Regions from separate parts of the Mus musculus genome. Here regions 1, 3, 4 and 5 are each linked to region 2. A link is a loop called in an ENCODE intact Hi-C map of the cell type or tissue named here. Cell type or tissue: heart. All regions are shown on one strand. Region 1 holds the start of Hoxd3os1 (homeobox D3, opposite strand 1). Region 2 holds the start of Gm13652 (a long non-coding RNA gene). Region 3 overlaps Gm50595. Region 4 has its middle 97 kb from the start of Gm46748. Region 5 overlaps Hoxd9 (homeobox D9).

Region 1 (5,000 bases), 420 kb before region 2:
GTACAAATACTTGTGAACAATAGGTGATATGTTTGTAGAAAGGTGTTTTTAGTAATTAAGGATGGAATCACTCTCATTTCAAAATGGAGGACCAGTTGATGTCTGCAGAATTGTTCTGGGTCGGTAACTCAGAGGGCTCACTGTCTCTGGAGTGGGTTTTTGTTTCTTATTTTATTTTTATTCGGAGCGTCTGTATCTTGTAAGCAGTTCCCTATTACACATTGATGACGCTGAGAGTAAGAGGAAACATTCCCTTTGGAAAAACAAGCTCCTTGACTGCGTCCATAGGCCCTGCAGCTAGCTAGGTTCATTGAAGTTGGGTGGGGCTCAAAGACTTGATGGCCTGAGTCTGGGTGGGGCTGGGGGTGGACTTGGAGTTCTGAGGCTGGGTGGGGCTGGGGTGGGCTGGATGCTCGGCTGGCCAAGTTGTAGGTTTGGGGTTTCAGCTGCTTTTTCCTGGGTTTGGTGGCCCAGCGTGTTTCGGTGAAGAACGTGGTTCTGATTACACAGAGGAAGGTGGTGCCAGGTGCAAACATGGAGGATGTAGGGTATCATTGTGAGCCTCGTGGTGATATTCAAAGCTTATTGGAAAGAAACGGTTGGTTGCCACTTGAGAAATAAACGTTTGGGAAGTCGCACATTTTCTCTACAAGGAAAGGCTAAGAGGCTGACACCGCCATAACTGCCTTCATTGTCTCTGTGAACCTAACAACAAAAAATAAACAAAAAAGGAAAGAAAACCGGAGAGAAAAAGAAACGAAATTTAAAGATTATTCGGAGCCTAAGACCTTAGAGGTTTCTGGGCAAAACTCCCAGCGTCCTGGGTCCAAACTTCTATTTATAGACTGGGGAGCCAATGTCCTGGCCTTGGTTTCTTCTTGGGTGGACACAAGAGCTGGGAGTGCAGTCTCTGGAAAGTCTAGGAAATAAAGCAAAGTTCGCTATTACAAACGTAGCCAAGAAAACTGGCTGAAAATCAACCGTCTTTTTCCTATCATATCTTTCTACTAATACGTATATTTTGCCAGAATTCTGTTCTCTGAGTCCAAGAGGCAGGGGAAACCGGAACAAAGACAGTATTTCACCCTGGGCTGGCAGGCAGCTGTTAGAGGTGTTTACGGCCTTGTCGCAGTGCGGCGGAGGCCAGTGAGGGTTTTCGGGGGCACAGGAAGCTGTGGAGAAGCAACCAAGAACTCGGAATTCCGATTTAAATCCAATTTAGGTGCACTTTTTCGGAAATGATAAAAATAGATACCATTGTTTCAAAGGAAAGTATCTCCTAGACTTGATAGTTTTGCAAAACTAGAGGAGAAATTATGCTCTCTAAACCCAGGGTGGTGTTCCCCCTCTCTGTTAACAGATGACAGGGAGAAGCTGCACCCCATATGTGAAAATTCTAATTCAAAGACAACACTGAGTGTCCATCTGCAACATGGAGATTTTGTTGATTTGATTGAACCAGACTAGAAAGATTGATTTGAGGCATTAATTCAGATTTTCCTGCAAAAGAAAACCACGTGTTTCATGCCTCTTTTAGATAGGATTCTCGAGTCCTTCCACAGCCAGGCGCTGGAGTGGTGTGCGTTGGAACCCCCGGCACTGTGCTTGAGGCGGCATCGCTCAGAGCCTCTGCAGTGCGGGGCCGCGCACGCCCAGCGCATGTGCAGTGAAATAGCCCAGCCCAGGGATTGACCCAGTACTGCACAGACTGGGGGAGGGAGCGATAGGAGGAGATAACCAGACCCATTACCCCTTCCTTAGGCTTTGCTGCTCACCGTTTCTTCCTTTCATCTAAAGATAGCCACGACTTTACCCTTGACTACAATTACTTTCAATCTTAGACTTAAACCACCCCACCCTAATGTGTCTGTACACTAGAAATAGGTTGCAAATATGAGCTAGTAGTGAGTAGAATTTTTTTCTTTTCCAGGTGTACACACACACACACACACACACACACACACACACACACACACACGACCCTCAGAAATAGTTTTTTTTTTTTTTCAGACTGGCGCTGCGGCTCTGGGAAAAGGCCTTTCTTCCTGGTGCCCGTTCAAACTGACAAACTTCGGGACGATCGTTCTTGTAACGAACACCAGCACAGCACATTCTAAAGCTCAGGCTCAGCAGAGAGCAATCAGATAAACAAATAAGTAAATAAATAAACAAACAAACAAACAAACAAACAAACAAACTGGAGGGATTTTCCTCCTGCCTCACCTAATCAAGGAGAGATGAGATGCTCGCTTCTGGGTCACAGGCTTGTTGTCTGAGCTGGGGGTGGGGCGGTAAGAGGTAGCCTCAAGGACTTTTGGACTCCTTTTTGCCTCTCCAGTGGACGTGGCAGAATCAACTTCTGATGTCCCAGGAAGGAAGTGCCTAGTCTAGGTTTTCTAGGGCTGGTGGTGTCCCTTTTCGGTTGTCTGGAGCTTTGTCCAGGAGGAGGCGCTGTAGGACAAGCGTCTCGCTGGCTTCGCCGATGCCGCCCATGCCCTGGGTGGGAGGGGAATGGGAGGACACAAGAGCCACCCGTTCTTCTGCCCCGCCTTCCACCTCAGCTCGCTCAGCGCTCAGCGTGCGTGGCATCAGACAAGGGTGGGTGGTGTGATCACTTGTCCGCCAGCTGCCCTCAACCAGGCATCTCTGAGGTCTTTGGAACCTGAAAACTGATGCCGGGGTGAAAGGCCACCTTGTTTCCCTCGGCGACCCAGAGGGGGCGTTATTTCCTCATTCTGTACTCTAGGAACAGGCAACCAGATTTTGTGATAGAGCAAGCTGTTCCTAAACCTCAGGGCCCCAGTGAGAAGCAGCACCCCATGAACAGCTTCAGTTCTTGCCTTTCACTTGTCCCAAGTTCCTAGTACCCAGGACAGGCAGCTTGGGGAAGCACAGCATGGATGGAGACCCTTTCTAGCAAGGCAACTGACCTCCTCCTGCTAATTTAGAACAGCGCCTGGGCCCTGTGACACATTTCTGACTCTCTGAAAGTCTGAGGCAATCCCACCTGCACCCCATAGCTTGCGAATCATGCTGGTGTGTGGACTTCTGTCCCCAACACTCCTGCCTCACCACTGTGCTCGTCGCAGGCCTACTGTGTGGTTCGCCGGCTGGTCTCCGTTCAAAGGTGACAACTCACCCAGCTTCACTGATCCTCAGTTGACCCCTAGCAATGTCCCCCTCTTTGTTAATTTAGGGCAATGATTCTCAGAGGTCTGTGTGAGCCCAAATGTCTGGATAAATGAGGTTTCTAGGTTCCACACCAAACACCCTGAATTCAAATGTCAAGAAGCAGTGTCCAGGCATCCTGAAAACACTCTCCCCAAGGCAATGAAGATATGTACATAGGTTGGAGAGCCATGGGTTAAGGGTGTCTCCTGCTTAGCTCTTTATTCTCCTGGTCCTGAGTTTCTTCTTTGTCTACACTGGGCATACCCAAAGCCCCTGGAGTTACAATCATGACTATCTGGGTTTTGTTTTTGTTTTTGTGTTTTTTTTTTTTTTTTTTAGTTACCACACTATAGGTGAGTAATTTCTTCCATTTTATGCATGAAATTACGGGGTCTATGCATTCCTCACGCTGGGTTTTGCAAGTGCCAAGAGCAGGTTCTAAACTAAGTTCAGGCTTAATTGGGTTCAAATTCAAACCCTACACTTGCTTGATGCTTGGCCTTCAGTGAGCAGGACAATGTCTTTGAGCTCATTTCCTTCTTTGAAAGTAGGAATAGAAAGAGTATCATCAAGAGTTCTTATGAGGATCTTACTTTTTTAGAGACAGGATGTCATTATGTTACCAGACTGGCCTTGGACTTATGGCAATCCTTATGGCAGTCCCCAGGGTACCATGGGGTGTAAGCCCACCACACATGTCTTAGTTTTTACTTCCATGTTACTTTTATATTGAGCACAATCCTAACTGTGTTGAGTATACTTATTAGCTAAGTACTTAAAACAGTGCTTCGGCACATAAACATTTAACACCATTAATGGTATTGGCCCCGCTTTCTCATAAGTAAGACCTTGGATTTTCCAGGCAAAAGAAACTAGCTTATTTTCTCACTAAATCCTTGAGTTCTATACAGGATAAAAGAGACCTAAACTGGACATGATGGTTCATGCCTATAGTCCCCACACTTAGGAAGCGGCAGCAGAAGGATCAACATTTGAATTTGAGGCCAGCCTAGGCTTCATATGGAGTTCAAACCCAGCCTAGACTACTTAGCAAGTCCCTATCTCAATGAAACAAAGCAATAAAATAAATCTTGGTCAGGTGTCATTGGCAATGGCCTCTCAGATCTCAGTGTCTAGTACCCAGGAGGAAAGCTCTCTTGGCTCTTTAACAGGTGGCCTTACACTCCAGTAGGTGTGTTTGGAACTTCTTGGGAGGGCTTGCAGTCTCTCCTAAGCTCACTGTCAGGTCCTCTAGTCCCTTTCAGCATCACCCTGTTGTCCTGTCAGCCGCACCCACCCAGAGGGTCATTCTTGTACAGTCCCAGGGCATCCTAGTCACCTGGACTGTGAATGGGGTGGAGTAAGAAAGGAAAAAGCCAGGCCCTTCTCCCTAGCTTAATCTACCTGAACCCTGTGATTTAGGCATCGTGGCCATGGCCAAACCCAAGTCCTAACTTGGGCAAGGGTAGTGACAAAGTGTGCTTTTGGAAGGACTTATCCTTCAAGTTTTCCAAGGTCCTTCCATTTCCTTGAAAGGAACAAACAAAAATTTGGAGATAGGACCCTGTTGCGAAGCTCAAACTTGTCACAAACTGTCAATCATCCTGCCCCAGCCTCCCACAAGTGAGGGTTGGTTGTAGGTGTGTGCCTCTGCGCTTGGTTGAAATTCTCCTCTCTTATGAAGAATCTCATGAACACCACTTCAGGTTGTAACCTCACACACACACACACACACACACACACACACACACCACACACACACACACACACACACACACACACACACACACACACACACCACACACACACACACACACACACACACACAC
Region 2 (5,000 bases):
ATATAGCATAGGGAAGCCATTTTTACAGAATATACTTATACTCTTTTAGAACATATGCATCAAGTTTCCTTATGAAAATGTTTGACCTCAAATTTTAATATAAATTGCAATCTGATATAGAGTTACAAGCTTGGAAGCCCTTTCTAAATATCTTGAATGGGGTTGTAGCTATCTTCTTCAATTAATAATAATAATAATAATAATAATAATTAATAATAATAATAAAAAGACTGACTACCACGATCCCATGTGTAGCTGGAGAAAGGTGAAATAGTTGTGATGTTTTAACATTTATGAATATACTTTTAAAATTGAAGAACAGATTTTTTTAATCTAAAATGCGAACACAGAACAGAATAGTGCAAGTAGAAGTTCCGTGAACTTCATAAGTGCAAGAAAACAAGTTTACGAGTTTTAAATGAAAATCTCTCATTCTGACCCATTAGGGGGAAGTATTTATAGGCAGTAAAAGGTAGTAATGACCCACCACATCCACAGTTGCTGTCTGCAGTGCCACCTGCTCCATCCCCACAGACAGACACATGGCCCCAAAGAGGAACTGTATCAGTTATATATCCATTCCTTTAAGTTCTGTTTGTATTAACCCTCAACGCCTTTATAGCAACAGTCAAATCACATTAAATTGATGTGTTTACTTTTTTAAGCCCTCTGTTCCAACCTACTTAAAATTCAACACTGTATTTTGCAGATGATGAGAAACATTGCCATTTAAAAATAGTCAAACACCCTTCTCAAAAACCAAGAAGTATGTACAGGTAGGGGCCATCGCACCCTCTGCAAGCAGCATGGGGCGTGTTAATCAGTGAGTTCTGCCCCTCGCCGGCTTGGGGATTCTCTTTGCCTTTGTGCACCCACCTCAAGGCGTCCTGCTACCTGGAAAACTGCAACTACAAGCTGTCTTTAGGCTAGTAGCTGTGGCGGAAGCCTCTTCGGGGACCCCCTAGGACCCGGTGTGAGCCTGTGAACTCACCACTCCAGGCTTTAATTGGATTTGACTAAAAGCACATAGTTTCTGGCAAAATGGCCAATTCTTAAATGGAGCCTCAGACCTTGGCCATCCCTAAGGAGAAATAATGCCCCGAAACACGTCACTGCCCACTCATTTCCCATTTCACTAACTTCCAATTAACACACGCTCTCTTCAGAGTCAGCATTACCATCATTTGGGGATTGCAGAAACAGAGGTGACATGTTGACTTTCTGTGGCTAAAAAGCACTTATGGGCACCATGACCAACACCTTTCTCCTTGGAAGAACATAACTTTCAAAACTTGCATCCCTCTCTTTACAAACCTGCTGTGTGGCGCGGAGGGGGAGGGGAGACGTGGGTGGAGGCCACCTCTCTTCTGCAAAGCCATCGAGGCCAGCAAAGGCCAGGGCTTTTCGTTCCAGCCTTTTCCTGCCCATCAGTGTCCACTTGGAGTAGCGTGGAGAGGAAGGTTTACTCTTTTCCCGGCGGAGCCTCAGCGATGGGCTCAGAGGAGACTCTCTCCAGGGGCCCGGCCGGTCCATACCTGTCCCGGGTGGAATGGGAACCCCGTGCAGCTGCTGCCTTCCTGAGCCCGTGCGCCCGGGCAGCGACCCAGAGCCAGACGATTGGCCCAACAAGACGAGACGACAGGGAGGCGGGAGCCGGTACCCCAGGGCGTTGGGTCACTCTGATCTCCCGGGGCAGGGCTAAGCAAGGGAGAGGTCGTTCTGGAGCTGATGCACTTGTCCCCAGCGGGAACGGACTTGACCCCCGTTAGCCTTTGGAGCGCCTCGGAGGCCTAAGACGAGCTGGACATCGGCCTCGTGTCATCTTCGGCCTTACTTTGGGGGGACGGTCACTCCAGGAGCGCTGGCCTGCCCCCTCCCCCAATGCTCCCCCCACCCCCAGGCTTAGCATCACAGTGGACAACGTCTCCCACATCCAGGCTCTTGATCCGAAAGAGGGGAACTGAGGGCTGCCCGCGGCAAAGCTCGACCTACACTTCATTTTCTTCCGATTTGGAGAAAATGTCACAGGAGTGGGTGGGGGAGACCCTCGCACTGTAAATATGATTTGGAGGGGGCGAGGCTCGGAGTGCGAGGGCCCCGGGCGGCGTGGGCACCCTGCTGGAGATTCCCGGTCTCACAGCGCGCCCTAGTGGACACCCTGGCCCGCGCCGCTGCCCCCGGACGCCGGCTGGGTTTCCCCGCGCGCCTTACAATCTGCAATATATTATTTCTTGCAAAGTATTGACAATGTGCGAGGTTCTGGTAACCCCGGAGCTCTTGTCTGTAATCAGCACATTTATTCACATTTGGGGCGGGGGGATCCGAATTAAATCCCCGTGACCCTGATTAGGTTACAGTGTCATTTTCCCCCTGGATCCTCTTTTAAACCCACTCTACACTGCTGCTCTGTCTATTACATGCTAATTTAATTTTACTGTGGACGATATTTTCAGCATTTGCTGAGGACAGTAAATTTTGTAGTTTATGTTATTTCACTTTTTATGACTTTTTAACACTTAATAAAATTTTATTAGAGCACTTTTGTGTTTACAAGGCCACAAAACTCTTGGCAGGTTGTCAGAAGTCCTTTTTATTATGATCCTACTGATATACTGCGAGTAATGAAATAATCATGTCCAGAAATGTATCAAAGGCCAGAGGGATTATCCCACTTAATAGCTCCACAGATGCGCCCAGAAGAATGTGGACTGCGGCGGACAGGCTGGGAGGCAGCAGAGGAAGAAGGCAGTTCCCCCCAGCCCCCAACACACACACTCACACACACTCCTTTCTTTACCACTTCTGTTGCTTTCCTAAAAGGCTACATTCAGGGTCATGTGACTTTCCGCGGTCTCAATAAAAAAAAAAGAATTTATTCTATTGCAAAATGTGCTTTTCTTTTTATACTCCTTGTGTGAGCCTTTAAGGCAGGTCTAGTGGCAGTGGGGCTGGCTCGGCGGATCCCTGTCAGTCACTTTGCTCTCGTACTAAGTGTACTTTTGTGCCATTTAAGCAGCCGATGGTGTCATTGGCGTTGAGAGTGCAGCTTCTACAGCTCACACTGAAGGCTTTGGGGACCCAGGAGGGCGCGAGTTGTTTTAAGGTCTGTACCCTCCTGCAAACAACACTGTTTGCAGTTGCTGTTTGGTTTTATTTTGTTTTTGCAAACCAGAGGAACGGTGGAGACCCTGCCTTCTGCCTGACCAGAGAGCTAGTGTTCTATTTCATTTTTTATTTATTTATTTTTTATCTTTGAGGGGTTAAGACTTGCAATGAGAAGGACTGAGAGCCTACACCTTTTATTTCCTTTTAAAAGCCAATTTTCTATTTCTTTAAACAGATACATGGCCATTTGACATACCCGTGTTAAGTTCAATCTTGCTACAAAAGAAGGCCATTTGTACTTCCTGACCCTGAAAGCAAGGTGGGTGGCTTTGTTTTTTAATTAAATTTTCTGCCTCTAGCTTCATATTTCTCTTTCTCTGTTATTTCCTAAGTAGTGTGCCAGAGTGATAAGAGGGATGGATATTGGACTCGTAAATGGAGTGATGATTTTGAAATGGCTGTTGCTGTGTCCATAACCCCAGAGTTCTTCTAGACTTTGGCTTTGAAGGACTTTGGCAACAGTTTTTAAGAGTGTGTGTGTGTGTGTGTGTGTGTGTGCTTCCAACACATCTAGTTGTGGTTTTCTGTTGTGGCATTATTTGATATGACCCCTGGAAATGTGTGCCTCTCCCTGGACTGCCTCCCTCACTATCGCTGTAACTCTCCCCCCTGGGTGCCAGGAGTCTGCTCATGAGGGCTCTTTGATTTTGGCTGCAAGGGAGCAGTTTTAAGTTTTCTGTGTCATTCGTTAACCATGAACAAAATTTAGTACTTGGTCTGGTAGCCTGTCTTTGATGGTCTAGGCTCTGAAAGGAACACAATAAAGGATTGTGCTTATCCTTAAAAGAAACAATAATGTGCTTAAATTATTTCAGCAACCATTTTGCTCTTTTTATAGATGCTTTCAATTTGCAAATGTGAGCCAGATTTTTCTTTTTCTTCTTTTCTTCTTCTTCTTCTTCTTCTTCTTCTTCTTCTTCTTCTTCTTCTTCTTCTTCTTCTTCTTCTTCTTCCTCCTCCTCCTCCTCCTCCTCCTCCTCCTCCTCCTCTTCCTCCTCCTCCTCCTCTTCTTTCTTTTTACCACCCCTTCCTCGTTCTTCTTCCCTTGCCCCTCCTCCTGCTCCTGCTCCTGCTCCTCCGCCCCCCCTTCTTTTTCTTCTTAAGATTTCCCTAGCAGTGGAAAGGCCCAGGAAGAAAGTGATGTTAGGTTCTGAGGAATTGGTCCTTCTCTGTCCTGGCTATAACTGGTGGTTCATGTTCTTTGCCTCTTATTTTGAGAGATAGAGAAAAGGGCTCAGACTGTGTCTATCCAAAACTCACAGGGCTTTAAGAAAGAGACCTGTGCCCATGTGTGGGAATCAAGGGGACACTCTTCGTTTTTATTCTGTATAACAATTCAGTGTTTCAAAAAGCTTGTGTCCAGAGCAATTGGGACAATTCTTCAAAGATTGTAACAGCTTTCTGGTTAAAATTTGGTTTTTATTGAAGTATGAAGTATATCTCTTTTGTGGTAGATACTTTATAATTGGACTTTTGCAGCTCTGCTTTCAAAGGGGGCGGGGCTGGCTGAAGCATTATAATTGGTGACCAGCATGGTTGGCACTTACTCTGTCCACAGGGGTGTAGCTCTCTGGAGCTGTCAGTACTGAGAAGAAAGAATCTCAATTGCTTCATCCAGAAAACCCACCTTCAGAGAGATGAGTGAGGAGCCAAGCTAGAAGCCCAAAGGCTTCCCTCATCAGGCCAGGAGCTGTCTAAGGGCAGGTGGCACGGTCTCCTGGGCCAACTCCAAAAAAGCCCTCAATTGGCTTCACTCCCATTCTGCTCTGCATTTTTTGTGTGGTGTTGGACATGCCAGCCTCTCTGGGCTTAGTTTCTTTGATCTGTAAAATGGG
Region 3 (5,000 bases), 450 kb after region 2:
AGGGGACCTAATGTCCTCTTCTGGCCTCTTTGGGGACCGGGCACACATGTGGTGTACATACATATCCGCAGACAAAACACTTACATGCATAAAATAAATAAATCTTTTTTTACAAATAAGTATTCCTTGACAGCTACAAGGAGGAAATATATTGCACCCACTCGTAACATTCTGGTGGGAAATGAGGCACATTAAATGAAGAAAACTACGTCTATGAAAACAAAATGCGCTCAAAATGCTCAAAATGAACAAAAGAAGTAGCTTAGCCTCAAGACTTTCCATGCTTAGGACGGCTACATTTAACAAAAAGTACATACACAACCAGACGTGCGGGGCTAGAGGTGCGCTTCAGTGACAGGGTTCATAGGTTTGGTCCTCAGACACTAAAAACAAAAGACATTTTAAAATCCCCAATAATACTTTTGCACAAATACTAAAAGAAAAACACACACAAGGAGGGAAGGAAAGCTATAGCTATACCCAATAACCAATGCCTAGTGGCTATACTACTTAATTCAGTAATATATACTTAATTCAGAAATTAAGCAAATCTGAACAACTATTTGGCCACCCAGGGAAAGAAGTTCACTATTTTCATATAATTTTTTTAGACAGGGTTTCACAATGTAGCCTGGCTGTCCTGGAACTCACTATGTAGAATCACAGAGATTTGCCTGCCTCTGCCTCTGAATGCTGGGGTTAAAGGCATATGCTACCATGCCCAATACACACACACACACACACACACACACACACATTTTTAAAGGCAAGGTCTGAAATACAGTGGTACATACTAGAAATATATATATATATATTTTTTTTTTTTTTTTTTGAGACAGGATTTCTCTGTATAGCCCTGGCTGTCCTGGAACTCACTTTGTAGACAAGGCTGACCTCAAACTCAGAAATCCGCCTGCCTCTGCCTCCCGAGTGCTGGGATTAAAGGCGTGTGCCACCACGCCCCAAGGAATATTTTCGATTAATTGTTTTAATCAGTGGTTCTTAACCTGTGAGTGGGAACCCCTTGGCAAACTTCTATCTCCAAAAATACTTACATTACAATTCATAACAGTAGCAAAATTACAGCTATGCAGTAGCAATGAAAATAATTTTAGGGTTGGGATCGTCACAACATGAGGAACTGTATTAAAGGGTCACAGCATTAGGAAGGCTGAAAAACACTGGTTTTAATGAACACATACCCTGGTATATAAATCACCTCACCTCACCTGTGTCCTAGGCAGAACCCACAGGAGAAGACATGTCTCCTGTCCCATCCCATGGCCCAGGTAGTATAATACTGAAGGCCAGTTCCCCAGCATCTCAAGGGTTAAATTCTTTGTTGTACCTAATTTTGAAAAACTAAAGCAACCTGCTTAGGCTGGTTCAGCAAGGGAACCAACCGTTTCATAATGAGGCTTGGCCTCGCCTGTCCCAGTAGAATTAATTTTGTGCAGTAGAACACCTAGATAAATTAGTTTTGCTTTAAATATTGAGTCCTAAAAGAGTTAAAAGAGGGAGAATATCAATCAATAATTTTTACATTAACTACTTTGTATATGACAAAACAAAATTAACTTTGGCATTATAACCCCTTCATCTGGCATTTCTGACTGGCCCTGAGTTTTGAATAAAGAATTAGACGTCTTAAAAACCAACCGACATGTGTTCTCTTGGCCCACAATACTAACTCACTGTGGGTTTGTAAGAGATGTAATGGCTACCTACCATACATTTTCCAAGATTGTAAACATAATTGCTACTTACTAAAGCAATCCTGTTCTGGAAAGAAGAATTCTGAAGATAAAGATAGGTTTCTGAAGGTTTTTGTTCTGTGTGTGTGTTGTGGTTGTTGTTGTTTTGTTTTGTATTGTTTTGTTTAATATTGAAGGTGTTTAGCTTTGAATTTAAGTGAAAATACTATCTTAGTGACTAATGTTAGATTTTTAAATAACATTTTAATTGGTTGGAGTTTTTCCCAATATCTACCCTTCCCTTTCATAAAACTGGCTTCTACTGAAACATCTTTATGGATTTAAAAGTGACAACAAATTTAAACTAAAACTCTAGTGTTTGAATGGTCTTTTCAGGTTAAATGCCTATCAAAATGTAAATAGATGATTTCTTCTCCAGCAAGATGAGATCGGGTTTTTAACCTGGCCAATTGCCCATATAAACAATCTTTAATATTATTTGGTCATCTTTTGGTAATTAAAATGGCATATCACAACCACTTTAAATTTATATCCATGTGACAAGAAAGTTATTTAAGGCGTAACTGTGGATAGAGGAAATGTCTCTTTAACAGATTCTTTCAGGAATGCATCTAACAGGAAGCAAAGGTTTTCAACGGCACATAAAAACAAGAAGCAGTTGAACAGCGCCACCCAGAGGTAAGAAGTATATTACATCCAGAGATGATATCGCGAACCTTACACTCACTCAGCCGTCCTTACAGCCACTTCCAGATGTTTCTCTAGTAATATATCAGACATTGCTGGCTCCTGGGTCTGTATTGAAATCTAACATTTTAGTAAGTAAAATTAAATGTTTTGCTGTAGAAAAGGTGCTTTATTTCTGCTTGTTAATTCCTGTCTTTTGAAACAATAAGCACAGGTTGAATAAGAGGCAACACGCCTTCCAGAAATGCAGATAGTTCACCCACCTTTCTTTAAGTAAACGAAATTATTAGGAAAGCCCATTTTAAAAGAATCACTCTGTCCCTACTCCACTATTTCCATACACCCCTAATTACTTTTCTGTCTGGGTTTGTTGAACTAATGCATATTTCTGAACCAAGATTATATACCATTGGAAGAGATCTTAAGAAATCCATTGAAAGCCTGCCATCAGCACCATAAAAAGAGGATTACATACATAAGAACCCTGGGCAAGTACAAAAAAAGGTACTTTTATTATTATTTTACAGGAACTATAAATTTGACTTTTAAAAAAATCTTATTTTGTGCTCAGGATATGGTGCAGGCAAAACACCAGACACACAAAGATACCTTTAAATTTTTTAAGAGTTATTTTGGCCGAAATCAAAATGAGCTTGCCGATCTGTAATTACAGAATCGGGGTACCCTTGAACCCAAGACAGAGATGCTGCTGCATTGAGCTACACTACAGGAAAAAGGCCTCGTGTTCCCCCACCGCCTTCAGCCAGCTCAGATAAACCAGCACAGGCAAGCTTTGCAGAAACGCGTAGAACCGGTCTCAGGGTTGCTCCTAAGCAGAGTTGTACGCGTGCGTGCGGGGTAACCCAGGGCTTTGGAGGCCCTGCGTGCGGGGTCTGTAACTGCGTTGCCATAGCTATCTGTCACGCGTTCCTGTCAAGACTCCCGGCTGCTGCTTTCTAATCGCCTGAGAAGCAGCCTTCCTGTGACAAGAATCAGGCTCCTCCGTTCTGATCTGCATCTTTAGCCTAACAATGAGAAATGGGTTTCCATAAACTTAAAAGAGGCAAAGAAATGATGCCAAAGCCATTACTTGCTGCTTCGGATTGGAAGGAAGACACCTGTCCCTTTTTAGACCAGTAATAAAGGATAAAACTATGACAAAGCCGTCAGCGTTTCATCTGGAAAATAAAGGGAATCAGCTGGCGCTCTCCTAAAGAAAAACAAAATGCCTTCCCCTCCCACTCTGAAATCTGCATCAGAATCTAGCCTCGATTTCACGTTGTGCTCAACCTTACAACATGAGAGAAAATTATACTGTCATGAAAACCAGTGCAGAAGGATCTCGTTCTTTTTAATGCTCCCCTCGTGTCTTTATCCCTTTCCTCTAAATAGCCATGGCATTGTCCACCTCAGTGTTTTGGTTTGAAGCCGCTTCAGGGGCTTCTGGTTTTGCAGCCTGCGGTTTGAGGTTGATCAGGCTGCAAGCTGCAGCTGTGGGAACCCCAGGCTTAAGGCATTTGGAGTTGGTCTTGGGCAAGCTGCCTCACCAGGGATAGCACAGCGCTCCCTAGCCTGGTTTAGAAAACCCACAGCATTACAGCGAAGGCCCATGCGCGCCACCTAGTGGACACGATCTGCCTGGGGTGTCATCAAGACATGGTGGGTTATATAAAAATCTGCAACCCCTATAGTTCGCCAATAAATACACTTTTCTTCATACTATAGTCAAACCGACGAGGAAGGGGACATATTTTAAAAGAAAGTGTCAAATGCATTAACTCACAAAAGCTTCAAGACTGTCTTTTCAAATATAAATATTATTCAGCCCTTCCTTTGGGGCTCAGGAAACCCGGAGGGGAAGAGGAGGCAAAAAGAGCCAGAGGGGTGGAAGATACCAAGGAAACAAGACTTTTAAACACAACAGGACTGGTGCACATATGAACTCCCAGAGATGGAGGTAGCACGCGGGGCGGGGCGGGGGGGGGGGGGTGTCCTGCACCAGATGCAGATGAAAGGAGGAGAGGACACACTCCACAGTGCTAATCCAGAAACTCTCTCCAATCTATAACCACTTGGAAATGAAAATTTTGTTTTCTCCAAGGAAGTCTCACTGGAGAAACAAACCACTCTTAAGGGCAGGCTGCAGTGCCCAACAGGAGAGGCCGACTGAAAAGGAACCCAGTGGTGACTTTAAGGTTCCTTGTCTCCTAACTCCTTACGTCAGAGCTTTTTTATTAAAATAAATAAATAAATACACCGGGTAGTGGTGGTGCAAGAAAAAGTTACTGTTATTTTATTACAATTAGTTTTACTTTATAGGTTTTGTGTATACACCATGGATTCCAGGTTTGCGGTTTTATGGGTGTGCCAAGAAGTGAGTCTCTTTGTCTGCAGCTGATTCTTGTGCCTTTTCTTGAGTTCTTGTGCCTTCTGTTTGTTTGTTTTGTTAGATTCTGATTTGTTTTTGTTTTATCTCATTATATTTTATTATTATCCCTTAGAAGCCTGTTTGTTTTCTAAGGAAAGACAGAAAGGGAGTGGACCTCAGTGGGAGGGGAGGAGAGGGGAGGGGAAAACTGAGAGAAATAGAGAGGGAGG
Region 4 (5,000 bases), 170 kb before region 2:
CTCAAAATGTGAAGACTTGGATTGCATAATAAATTCTCTGAGATTTATCTCTCAATCCTTTTGATTTAAAAAAATCTTCAATTGCCTTCTGAAGGACTCTGAGATGTATAAATACAAGACCACCTCCAAGAGAGCAGTTTCCAGTACTGTTAGGTGGTCCTTAGAAAATTCTGGAGCTCCTCGCATCTCTAATGCCATCAAGGCCTAGTTTTTCATTCACCTACTTTGCAATACTATGGTTCTCACTAGTGTACATTTCTGTTGGACTGGAGAGAAACCGGGGGAAAGGCTGTTAACGTCTCCCTTGAAATTGGACTACATGGCCATGAGAACCCAAAGTTCAGCACACGAGTGGAACTTCCTGGTGGACTTTACATATTTGTGGTGATCTGAGGAAATGGCTCCCACCTCGGGCAGTGATCAGCCCTGGTCACTCTCTGAGGCCAGCTGGCAGCTCTTCCCCCATGCCATCTCTGCAACAGGAGAAGGCTCAATGAGTGGGTGAGAGCACGGTGGGAAGAAGCGATAAACTGGGGGTGAGAGGGGGGAGGAGAGGAGGAAGGAAGGGGCTAACCTACTCCCCTGCTGTTGTCCAGAGCCTGGTCCATCTGAGCCTCCCCATTACCATTTCCTTGTTCCCTGAGTCTGTCAAGGGCAGACTTTATAGCTTCCTCTTGCACACATTAAAGAATGTTGGCTCTAGAGGTGGAATATTGAACTTGGAGCTCTGTAAACCTTGCAAATTTCAGTCCATAACCGATTTTCTAATAGCGCACTTAATCTTCGCTTTTCTTTCACCCCCTCCCCAGATCGATATTGATCATCAAATGCTTCTGTGTCTCTCAAGAAAGGGTTGAACTTGCTTCTTGCTTGACCTCACGTGGGGGACGGGTTGAGAAGATTTTGTTCTTAGGATACCACAGACTAAGCCCTTACATAAAACGTCTCTAAATGAGACTGTAGCGAGTATCACCATCTTCCAACCGGATCCACACAGAGCTAACCCTCCAAAGACCTGGTCCAGACCATAACCCTATGAAGTAGATTCTGCTAGAATTATCCTGAGACGGAGAAATAGGGCTGAGGGTGAGCAAACTGGTTCAGCAAGGTTTAGGAGGGCGGGGATACTTGAATTCTGGTGCGCACTGCTTCTATAAGTGGGTGTTGAGAGTCAGTCAGTATATGCACACCCCGCCATCTTCTCTCACTACCAACTTTTGTTGAGCATCTAATATGTACCAGCGACATTTAATATACTAGCTGAATTTGGATACTGCTATTACTTGTATACAGAGAGAGAGAGAGAGAGAGAGAGAGAGAGAGAGAGAGAGAGAGAGAGAGAGAAGGGGGATACTGCATGGTGAAGTATTTGGATTTAAGCTTCAGACTTCCTGGGTTCAAATTCTGATTCTGTCTCAGTTTATCACTGTGTGATCAAGTGGGAGAGTAGGGGCCCCTGATAAGGCTCAGAGGACTTAATATTTTCAGAGTGCCCAGGACAGTGAGAGAAACCACTGGGATTTTATGAGAGCTTGATTAATAATTCAATTAGCTTTCCAAATGTTCCTGAAATGGTAAAGAGTGAAGCCTTGTGGGCAGCAAGAGCTAGCTATGCAATAACCAACCCAGCAAGAAAATCTTTACAAGAAAATGAAAAAAAAAAAAACCCAACCTATCAAATTAAAAAAAAAATCCATAACAAGTTTTAAATGAGAACGCTGCCCAAATGTGTCTACTGAGCTGCGAAGCATACATGAGGCAATGAGCTAAACTGTCTAATTGTATCTGAAAGAAAAAAATACATAAGTTATTTAAAATATTTAGTTAGGTGTAGTTGTGCCTGCCTGTAATCCAAGTATTGGGGAGTCTGAGGCAAGAGATTACAATAAAGCCACTTGAGTCTCAACTTATGATTCTGGGTTTGAAGGCACCATTCTGTATGTTCCTAAATTATTTGTTTTCAAGATGTTTTAGGTCTGTATAAAATGGGGCTAATTGTTTTGGATTATGAGTGGGCTACTGTTTCAATTATTTATTCACAGGCTGGAGAAAATAGGGTCCTTTTCACACATACCCACACTGTCAGTAACACCGTTCATCCTTGAGAAGTTAAGTGACAGAGGGTCACTTTAATATTGATGCCTATGTGCACACCCATGCACACAGTTGGCTCAGGCTTTTATGAGACGGTCTAAGAATTCCTTGTGCCGTTTCAGCCGGCTGCGAAAGCAGGCAAGACCATCTTTTAACTTTTGTGGGCATGTATTCAACCTTCTTCACAAACCTACATTTAATTTCATTGACTTGTCTATTTTTTCTTCAGATTTTGCTTTTAATCCTTGCCACAAGAGCTGCCTCCCATCAAAATGTTCATTTTCATTAGGGATGGGAGGAAGATTTCTCCGAGGGGAGTGTCTGCTTTGAAGGAAGAAGCAGAGGGTTAGAGAATTCAAAATGCCAATTATGTGTAAGGTCGGCTGGTGAGGAGCAACGCTATAAAGGCCACGGAGTTTACTGCAAAAGGGTGCCCCCTGCTGGAGGCTCCTTCAATTGCGTCAGCTCAGCTCAGTTCATAACCTAAAGCAGCTGCCTTTCCCAGTGCCAACTCAGATTCTCTGCAGATGTTTCCTTATGACCCATCCACATGTTTGCTAAATATCATCTGTTAATTCCCCCCAAACATCCTGGATCTAGTTCTTTTATGTGTAACTCGACTTAAGGTCTTAAAATAGATGACAGCAAAAACATTTAAAAAATATATCTCACAGGTACAATTGTCTTGAATATCATCAGCACACTAACTCCGTAGTTGGACTCCAGTCTTAAAGGGCATTCCAGCTATTTTACGACAAACGGAGGTAAGGCATGTGCCCATTGTCCCTAGTCTTTAGCTTTTGATCATAGGATTTCAATGAATCACCATCAGTAGGAAGAGAGAGAAGTCTCAACTATCTATCTATCTATCTATCTATCTATCTATCTATCTATCTATCTATCTATCTATCTATCTATCTATCTATCGTGTGTGTGTGTGTGTGTGTGTGAGTGTGCATGCATGTGTATAGATATATGTGGCCTCAGACACCCTCTGTCTATCCCCCAGGAAGGTGCCCCCCCCACCCCAAGCAAGACTTCCATGCAACTGGATAGAGAGGCAAAATTGCTGTTGTCAGCGTCCCTTTGTGGGTGAAGGCTAACTGCCCTCTGCTGCTAGCCGGTGCAGGCTTCATTTGATAAGGAAATTCACACTCTTCCAAGGACTGTTTGCCATGTAAAATGAGGTTCTTGGATAGGAAAAAAAATTTTCTTACTGCAAAAAGAAAGATTTCTTCCTGGTAAAATAGTTGGGGTTTTTTTTTGGGGGGGGGGGAAACGGTGTAGCCCCCCCATCAAATCACACACCAGGATTCCCCTTGGAAAGAGGATCGGTTGCCATGGTAACCAAACCTTCAGCAGTTTCCCTCAAGACAGTGGAGACTGGAAGGAAATCAGGAGATGGCGGAAGTCTACCGAAGAGGCCCCAGGTCCTCACCACACCCACTGGTTCCTAGTAGCATTAGGGAAGCGGCCTAGGGACCAGCTGTGGCTTTGCTCCGGGATACTAGGAGCAGGCAGCTGGGCTGGGATCCCTTTGTGCTAAGGGAGGTCTGCCGAAGACAAGCAGCCTCTGATTACAGGATGTTTCATCAGAGCAGCTGCAAGCCATCGGCTCCTGACTCAGTGCCTTTCTGAGGGTCCACCCTAAGGAACTTCCCAGGACGCACTTACTGAACTTGACTGGGAAGGCTAGACTACTGTCAGAGTTCTTTTAAAGGGGAAGGTAGACCAAAACGCCATTGTGTTTTTTCGAAAAAACCTTCCTCCGTTGGGCTAGGCAGGCGCTTTCCTCAGCCCGGCACTGTCACCTTCGGGAAATCAGCCGAAATCTGCGGACGGGGTGGGGTGGGGGCATCCCACAAGTACTACATAAGAAACTCTAGGTAGGACCAACTCACTGGTGTTTTGGCAAACTTTCTGGGTTTTTTTGATGCACACCAAAGTCTGAGAATCACAAAAGTGATGAGAAATCTGTAATTTAGTTTTACTAGGACACATGAGAGGAATAACAAGGGCTGAAATGGCCACCCCAGCGCCTTCATCCTCCTGAGACCAAAAGCAGGTTCTTGATGCTTACTGCCTGTTGCCTTCCTCCTCTTCCGGGAGTTACCACGCCTTTAGTGTCTTGTTGAATCCGGACAGACAGGGATACTGTTTGAATCGACAATATCAGCTTATGGAGGGCTACAGTTTGCTTAATGGTTGGCTTTATTGTGGACTCTCTGTGTCCAAAGCTCGCTATAGACACTGATTGCCTCTCTAGAGAGCTTTCTAATGTCCTATAAGGGATCCAAGCCAGTACTGAGAAGAGAAGGTGGCTTTAACTTCACAGAAAACCGTTGTGAGATGCCATGGGATTTTGCCCCGAGTATTGTAGTGTGGATACTCATCTCCCAAAAGAGGGCTGCTTTGTCATTATGCACAGTTTGAAAAGTGCTAGGCACGGCTTCCTTGGAGTATAAGGACTTCAATAACACCCACCATCAGTGGAGGTTGAATATCTACTGAACATATCTAATATACTAGTACTTTTATTGACTCTTACCACAACCCTACAGCATACATAGTTTCATTTAACAGTAAGAATTAAGAGACGATGTTGATGAGAAGTAACTCATCCAAATTCCTAAAGCTAGGGCATGTCGTCTTCAGAATCAGAACTCCCGATGGTCTACTTTCAGGAACCATGGATAACTACAGCCTCCCTTATATCCTCCTGTATGAGCCACCTCCTTCCTAGACCGGCAGAAGTCACTTTGTTTTGGTGCTGGGACTTGAACCCAGGGCTTATATAAGCTAGACAGAAACTCTAGCATTGAGTTGTGCCCACAATCTGGCTCCTTCCTCTTTGTTAATATTGCTGTTGATAATTTGTGGACGTTTGCATTGGTGTCTTATTTCAT
Region 5 (5,000 bases), 440 kb before region 2:
CAGTTGTAAATGTTACCGCTTCCAACAAATAAATGCTGATCTGAACAAATGGAGCCCAGCCGCTGGCCCTGAACGTTGTGTGACTGCTCTCTGTGTCTTTGCAAAATAACATAATCATCAGACTGTCCCATCCCTGAAAAGGGACACGTTGCTAAAGGTTGGCGGTCCGAGCACCTGGAGGGTCTCTGAGACACCTTGAAGCTTCCGATTGTGTAAGCACACCTGGCGGGAGAGCACAACTTTGGAAGGTGTCTTGGTACTTCCACTATCCTGTAGCCAGGGCCACAATGAATTCCCAGCCTTAGGCCCTGGGTGAGCCTCTCTGCAGAGCCACTGGCGCCAGGAACCAGGCACCCTTTTGCTAAAGCTTTGACACACCGCACCTCTGGCTTACTTCTATCCTGGAGACCCAGCCGCCAACCCCCATCTCCAAACAAGCGAAAGGGCACTCTGGAGTAACTCCCCCAGGCCTGCGAGGCTGGCTGGCTCCAGGAGGTCCTAGCCGGTTGGACAGTGAGCTTCCACCCCTCCCCACCAAAGCCCCAAAGTGACCTTAGCGGACCAAAATGGTCAAGGCTCTCCTCCCCATATCCTTCTCCTGCCGCCCATCCCCTTCAAACAGCTTCTGTGTATGTTTAGCCCCCAGCTTGGCCCTCTGAGGCCGCTTTGAGAGGCTAAAATGAAGGTCATTGTGAGGGTTCAGGCGAATCACTGGCGTTGTAGGCCCTAGAGGAGGCCGCGGCGCCGGACAGCCTGGGTTGGGCGGAAGGAGGGGGTGATGGTAGAGATCTTGGGGGATCCTGATGAAAGAGGGGGACTCCAAGAAAAAAGCAGATGGGGGCTGGGAGGGAAAGCCAAGGGCCAGATCCGGCCGAAGGTGCTGCATCCTCCGCCCCTTAGGCCAGGCGGATACCTACAGCTCTTTGAAAACAGGAAGAGCCAAGGTGTCATAAAGCCATCGAGCCGGCGAGACGTCTGGAGGTAATGAGTTTACGACAGCCCAGGCGCTTCGCTTTGAAACCATCTCATTTTGATGTTTGTGGGAGGAAAGAAAAAATGCAGACAAAACTGGGTCTTAAAATCTGGACAATAAAATATAAACAAGACCTAGACCAAGAAGGAAAGGGCTTAGAAGCCCCCCAGCGAGGTGTGAGCATCCAGAAAATAAAAATGAGAGGTGATATATTTCTGAATTTTAAAATGGGGCGAACGTTAGAGATAGTCTATGGCGGGTAGCTCTTTAATATTTTGACTGTGGCCATGATCTATCTGGTTCTTTTAATAATAAAAGTGAGACAATAATGTCATTCTGCTGTTACTTGAGATGGCCTGGAGTGATCTTGGGCCATTTACTCAAGCAAGCATCTCTTAGAATTATGTCTTGTGAGAAAGGGGGGAGTTACACCCCTCTTCACACCAAATTTCAGACAAAAATATAGAAGTTTGTTCACTTATTACAGATACAGTCATTTAAGCTAACTTGGCAAAAACATTTCTGAAAATGAGAGACAGAAATTTAGCAAGAAACACACTGATTTGGTAATGCTTGTTTGTTTTTTTAAAAAGACAAATAGACCGCTTATCCAATTCGGTTCAGTCTGTCACTTATACAACCTAAAAAAAAAAAATCTCATTTATTGTCTGGAGAAATTTGAATACACATAAGCCCAACAGGGACTTTCCGGACAGGCGCTCGAGATGTAGCAAAAGCTTCTAATTTGACTTTAATCCACCCCAAATTATCCAGTTTAATGGGCCCAAAACATTACAATTAGAAAGTTGAATTAGCAAATACTGATGATTTAATGTTGTGAGTAACAGCTTTTAGGAGAAAAACAATAATATTTGACTTCCAGAAAATTTTTAGCTGTCAAAATGTCTGCTTTCTTTGAAAAAAAAAAAGTCTCATCAATTAATATTCTTAAAGTTTTGATTTTTGTTAAACCTTGCTTGTCCTATAATTGTGCCTAAAAAACACAGCTGGGAGGTTAAAGAATGGGGGACTTGCGGTGTCTGGCAAAAGACAGGCTGGAAGCTTTTGGCAAACACGCTACTTGCAAGTTCTTGCGAGCACAAATGAGAATTTCCTCTGTATTCAGGAGCCCATGGTTGCTGCACTTGACTTGTTGACAGTCAAAGAGATGAAGCAGTATTAATGTCAGCGGTCCAAACCCAAGTCAAACTAAAGAATTAAGATTAGAATTGGTTTGAGCCAAATGAAAGGAAAATCAAACTCGGTTGGCTTGCGACCGCATTTGGCCACTAGAGAGCGCTGTTGCTCCACTTTCTGATCTCGTAAAGCTAGCGTTGTGGTGCAGGAAGGTTTTGATTAAAAATATTTACAATCTTACTTTTAATCTTAAATTAGGATAAATTTAACAAAAATAAACAACGTGAACTATTAAATTCTCAAGCCGTGCTAGTAAGGCATAAAATTTTGGTTCAGTCAGCATTTCAGAAAATCTGAACCGTTGTGCAGAAATTATAAACCGTAAATGCAGTCCATCAAAACAGAAATGTGTAAAAGCAGAGATATTTATGAAGTTAACCAGCTTTTCTTCTTTTCCGACAACAGACAGAATGCTTAAATAACATTGAAAAACCCACATTATTTTGCCATCAGAGAAAACGTGTTGTTGTGTTTTAAAAATTAGGCCTGAATCTGTAGAAATGACGGCCATATTCATGGGCAACCTCCCAAATATATGGAGTTTTTAAAAGTGCCGTGTGTTACTGAGATCTGGGTCCTCAAAATTCCCCCCCCCATTCCATTCCCAGACCTATTCATTCAGTCAATGTCCAAATACACCCACGTTCCCCTGAACATCCAGGCCAAACAGTAGAATAAAAAGGGCACAGTTACCGAGTTTTGCTCCAAGGCTTTATTGAAAAGAAAATCATTTCATTGCACATTTGCAGGGCAGAAGTTCAAATCCTAAAAAGTCAGAATCAGTTGTTAAACTTCGCATTTGAAGGATACTTGAAAGAAAAACGAAACCTAATAAAACACCCTTGCCCTTGACCACCCCCAATAACACGTCCCCTATACTCTCTAATGTAAATTTTAATAACACAAGTCTTTATCATCTATAGGGTCATCAATAATTTGTTTACCTTCACCACTTTTAGCTATTCCTTGTCGAAATAATTGAGTTATACATTACTAACGAAAATGCCTTTCTATGATGACCTTATTTATAAAAAGGAGATTCAGACCTCTCGGACTGACCTCGCGATTCTTTCCACAGGGGCTGAACAACCCCCGCAAGGGATGGAAGGTCGTTAAAATTCTGGCCTCCTGAATCTTTGAGTCCATCTGGGTTTTTAGGCATTTGTATTTGGCCGTGGGAGGTCAGCACGGTGTGATTTAGTGTAAGCTGGAGAGTCTTTGGTGAGCTGGGGTGCATCTTCTAGGTCTGTCCTCAAGATCAGAGAGCCTGGTGTCCTCCCGGCACCGGATTATCCCAAAGGATAAAGGGTTCAGCACCTAAAGGGGGAGGGAGGGAGAGGAAAGGGGGTAGAAAGATGAGAGGGGGAGGGAGAATAAGAATATCAATATATTTTTATTGGATATTCAAACGAGAGGGGGAAGATGACTGTGTAGGGAAGCGATTGTTGGTGTAAAGCCACGCAGATTTGCACAGGTGCCACGGTAAGGGCACTGCCTAGTCCAGAAGATGCTAATCCTGGACTTCTGCAGATGACACTGCGTCTCTTCCTTAACGCCCACAAACCAGGCTTCTCTTGACTTCCGAGCCTTCTCTTTATTTCTCTCGGGAAAATCAAGTTTATGCTAAGGCCTGCATCCAGTCTCTGGCAGTTCTTTCCCAGTGGTGTGTGAGCTAAGGTCGTTAAGCACAGGACAGGGAAGGTCTGCCTGCAGCTGCCTGGAACCAGCACGGTCCGAAAGCGGACTGAGGAATTCAATTTCTCCTGCCCCATCCCCCGGCCCCCGCCGCGCTCCACCCGGGACCACAGCCCGCCCGAGTCTGGGCGCCTGGGTTGGGACCCGGGAGCCCTGCGCCCTGCCCTAGGAAATGCCACCCACCCCGGCATGATTCCTTCTTCCCACTGGGAACGTTTCTGCCACTCTTCTCTTCACTCTCTCAGCGACACTCATGTCCCCTTCCCACATTCTCTCGCCTCCCCCTCCCTCCCTGTGGCCAACACTGACGTCTATCAAGGGTGAAATGATGGAAACTATATTCATGGGCATGATTTCCATTAAATATCAATTAACCTGGGAGCCTCAACCAGGCATGCAGTGCGTCAAGGGTAAATGTACATCTCATTTCCACAGGGCCTGCTTGGCTGGAAAAAGCAGGACTTTGATTCGCTTTGATAAGGTCAGGATTCGGAGGCTGGATTGTGGCTTTTTAATCAAAACCACTTAGCTAGGCCCAAACAAATGCAAGGACCAATCAATCCGTCAACCTCGCTCGTCCACAGTAAGAAATGCAAAAAGAAAAAGGAAAAAAAAAAAAGCCACAGCCAGTCTCTGCTGGGCAGATCCAGGAGCCTTGCTGGAGGAGAGACCGTCTGCTCCGAGGCCTCCTGGGAGTGACCACCCCGCCTGGCCCAAGGCTAAGGTTCGGCCGCGCCCCCTCTCTGCGGACCCGGGGGGCCCCCCGCGAGCCCTTGGCAGTGCGGCTTTATGGGCCCCCTTTAAGGCTGGCGGAGGCATCCCGGGGCCGGCGTGCGGCGTCCCGTCCGGCGCAGGGGCCGCTTCGCCGCCGGCGGGATCCCTCCGCGCGGTTATCTCGCCCCCCATCTCGCTCCCTCTCCTCGCAGTGGCGGGGCGCGAAAATGCCTCGCCGGCGCGCACCGGGGCGGCAGCCTCGGCGGCGGCGGCGACAGCGCTGGGAGGGGGCGGCGGGGGGGAGGGCTGAGGTGAGAGGTGGCACCGGGCAGAGGGTGTGTTCTCTTTTCGTCTCCCTGCAGAGCGGGGGCTCGGCAGCCCCAGCCTAAGCGTCTCCCCCGTGGGCCGCGCGCACTCTTTT

The links. Peaks named below come from ENCODE experiments on the same cell type or tissue, not always from the same donor. Only the 100,000 strongest peaks of a DNase experiment are listed, where the experiment ranks them.
Region 1: a loop joins it to region 2, with 5 times the contacts of the local background. A loop is called at or near these places in 29 of 42 quality-filtered maps.
Region 3: a loop joins it to region 2, with 7 times the contacts of the local background. A loop is called at or near these places in 13 of 42 quality-filtered maps.
Region 4: a loop joins it to region 2, with 4 times the contacts of the local background. A loop is called at or near these places in 21 of 42 quality-filtered maps.
Region 5: it touches region 2 in a loop (7-fold over the local background); 36 of 42 quality-filtered maps call a loop at or near these places.

The regions. Positions count from the first base shown.
Region 1 is chr2:74,713,483-74,718,482 of GRCm38, forward strand. All of the region lies in intron 1 of Hoxd3 (homeobox D3), which reads left to right. Hoxd3os1 (homeobox D3, opposite strand 1) reads right to left here and starts at 2,648. Exons shown (of 3, transcript NR_027899.1): 1 at 2,224-2,648; 2 at 789-919. In heart, a CTCF peak has its summit at 2,448 (motif pointing right); a DNase peak (open chromatin) is centred at 2,499; H3K4me3 peaks cover 698 bases; H3K27me3 peaks cover 5,000 bases.
Region 2 is chr2:75,135,950-75,140,949 of GRCm38, forward strand. It overlaps Gm13652 (a long non-coding RNA gene), which reads right to left and starts at 2,026. Exons shown (of 3, transcript XR_374685.4): 1 at 1,315-2,026. 2600014E21Rik (a long non-coding RNA gene) reads left to right here and starts at 1,706. Exons shown (of 12, transcript XR_001783367.2): 1 at 1,706-3,103; 2 at 3,341-3,424. In heart, a CTCF peak has its summit at 2,162; a DNase peak (open chromatin) is centred at 1,962; H3K4me3 peaks cover 1,278 bases; H3K27ac peaks cover 789 bases; H3K27me3 peaks cover 3,807 bases.
Region 3 is chr2:75,586,396-75,591,395 of GRCm38, forward strand. The region is part of intron 2 of Gm50595; the gene reads right to left. Among named protein-coding and RNA genes, the nearest start is that of Gm39853, 24 kb to the right of the region's middle. In heart, CTCF peaks have their summits at 2,388 (motif pointing left) and 4,017 (motif pointing left); a DNase peak (open chromatin) is centred at 3,986; H3K4me3 peaks cover 988 bases; H3K27ac peaks cover 325 bases; H3K27me3 peaks cover 428 bases.
Region 4 is chr2:74,962,013-74,967,012 of GRCm38, forward strand. No RefSeq gene overlaps it. Among named protein-coding and RNA genes, the nearest start is that of Gm46748, 97 kb to the right of the region's middle. In heart, a CTCF peak has its summit at 2,546 (motif pointing left); DNase peaks (open chromatin) are centred at 2,539 and 3,619; H3K27ac peaks cover 424 bases; H3K27me3 peaks cover 430 bases.
Region 5 is chr2:74,700,136-74,705,135 of GRCm38, forward strand. It overlaps Hoxd9 (homeobox D9), which reads left to right. Exons shown (of 2, transcript NM_013555.4): 2 at 1-73. It overlaps Gm38462 (predicted gene, 38462), which reads right to left. Exons shown (of 2, transcript NR_164327.1): 2 at 2,868-3,487. It also overlaps a transcript of Hoxd8 not described here. Among named protein-coding and RNA genes, the nearest start is that of Hoxd8, 2.9 kb to the right of the region's middle. In heart, a CTCF peak has its summit at 2,254 (motif pointing right); a DNase peak (open chromatin) is centred at 4,946; H3K4me3 peaks cover 802 bases; H3K27me3 peaks cover 4,188 bases.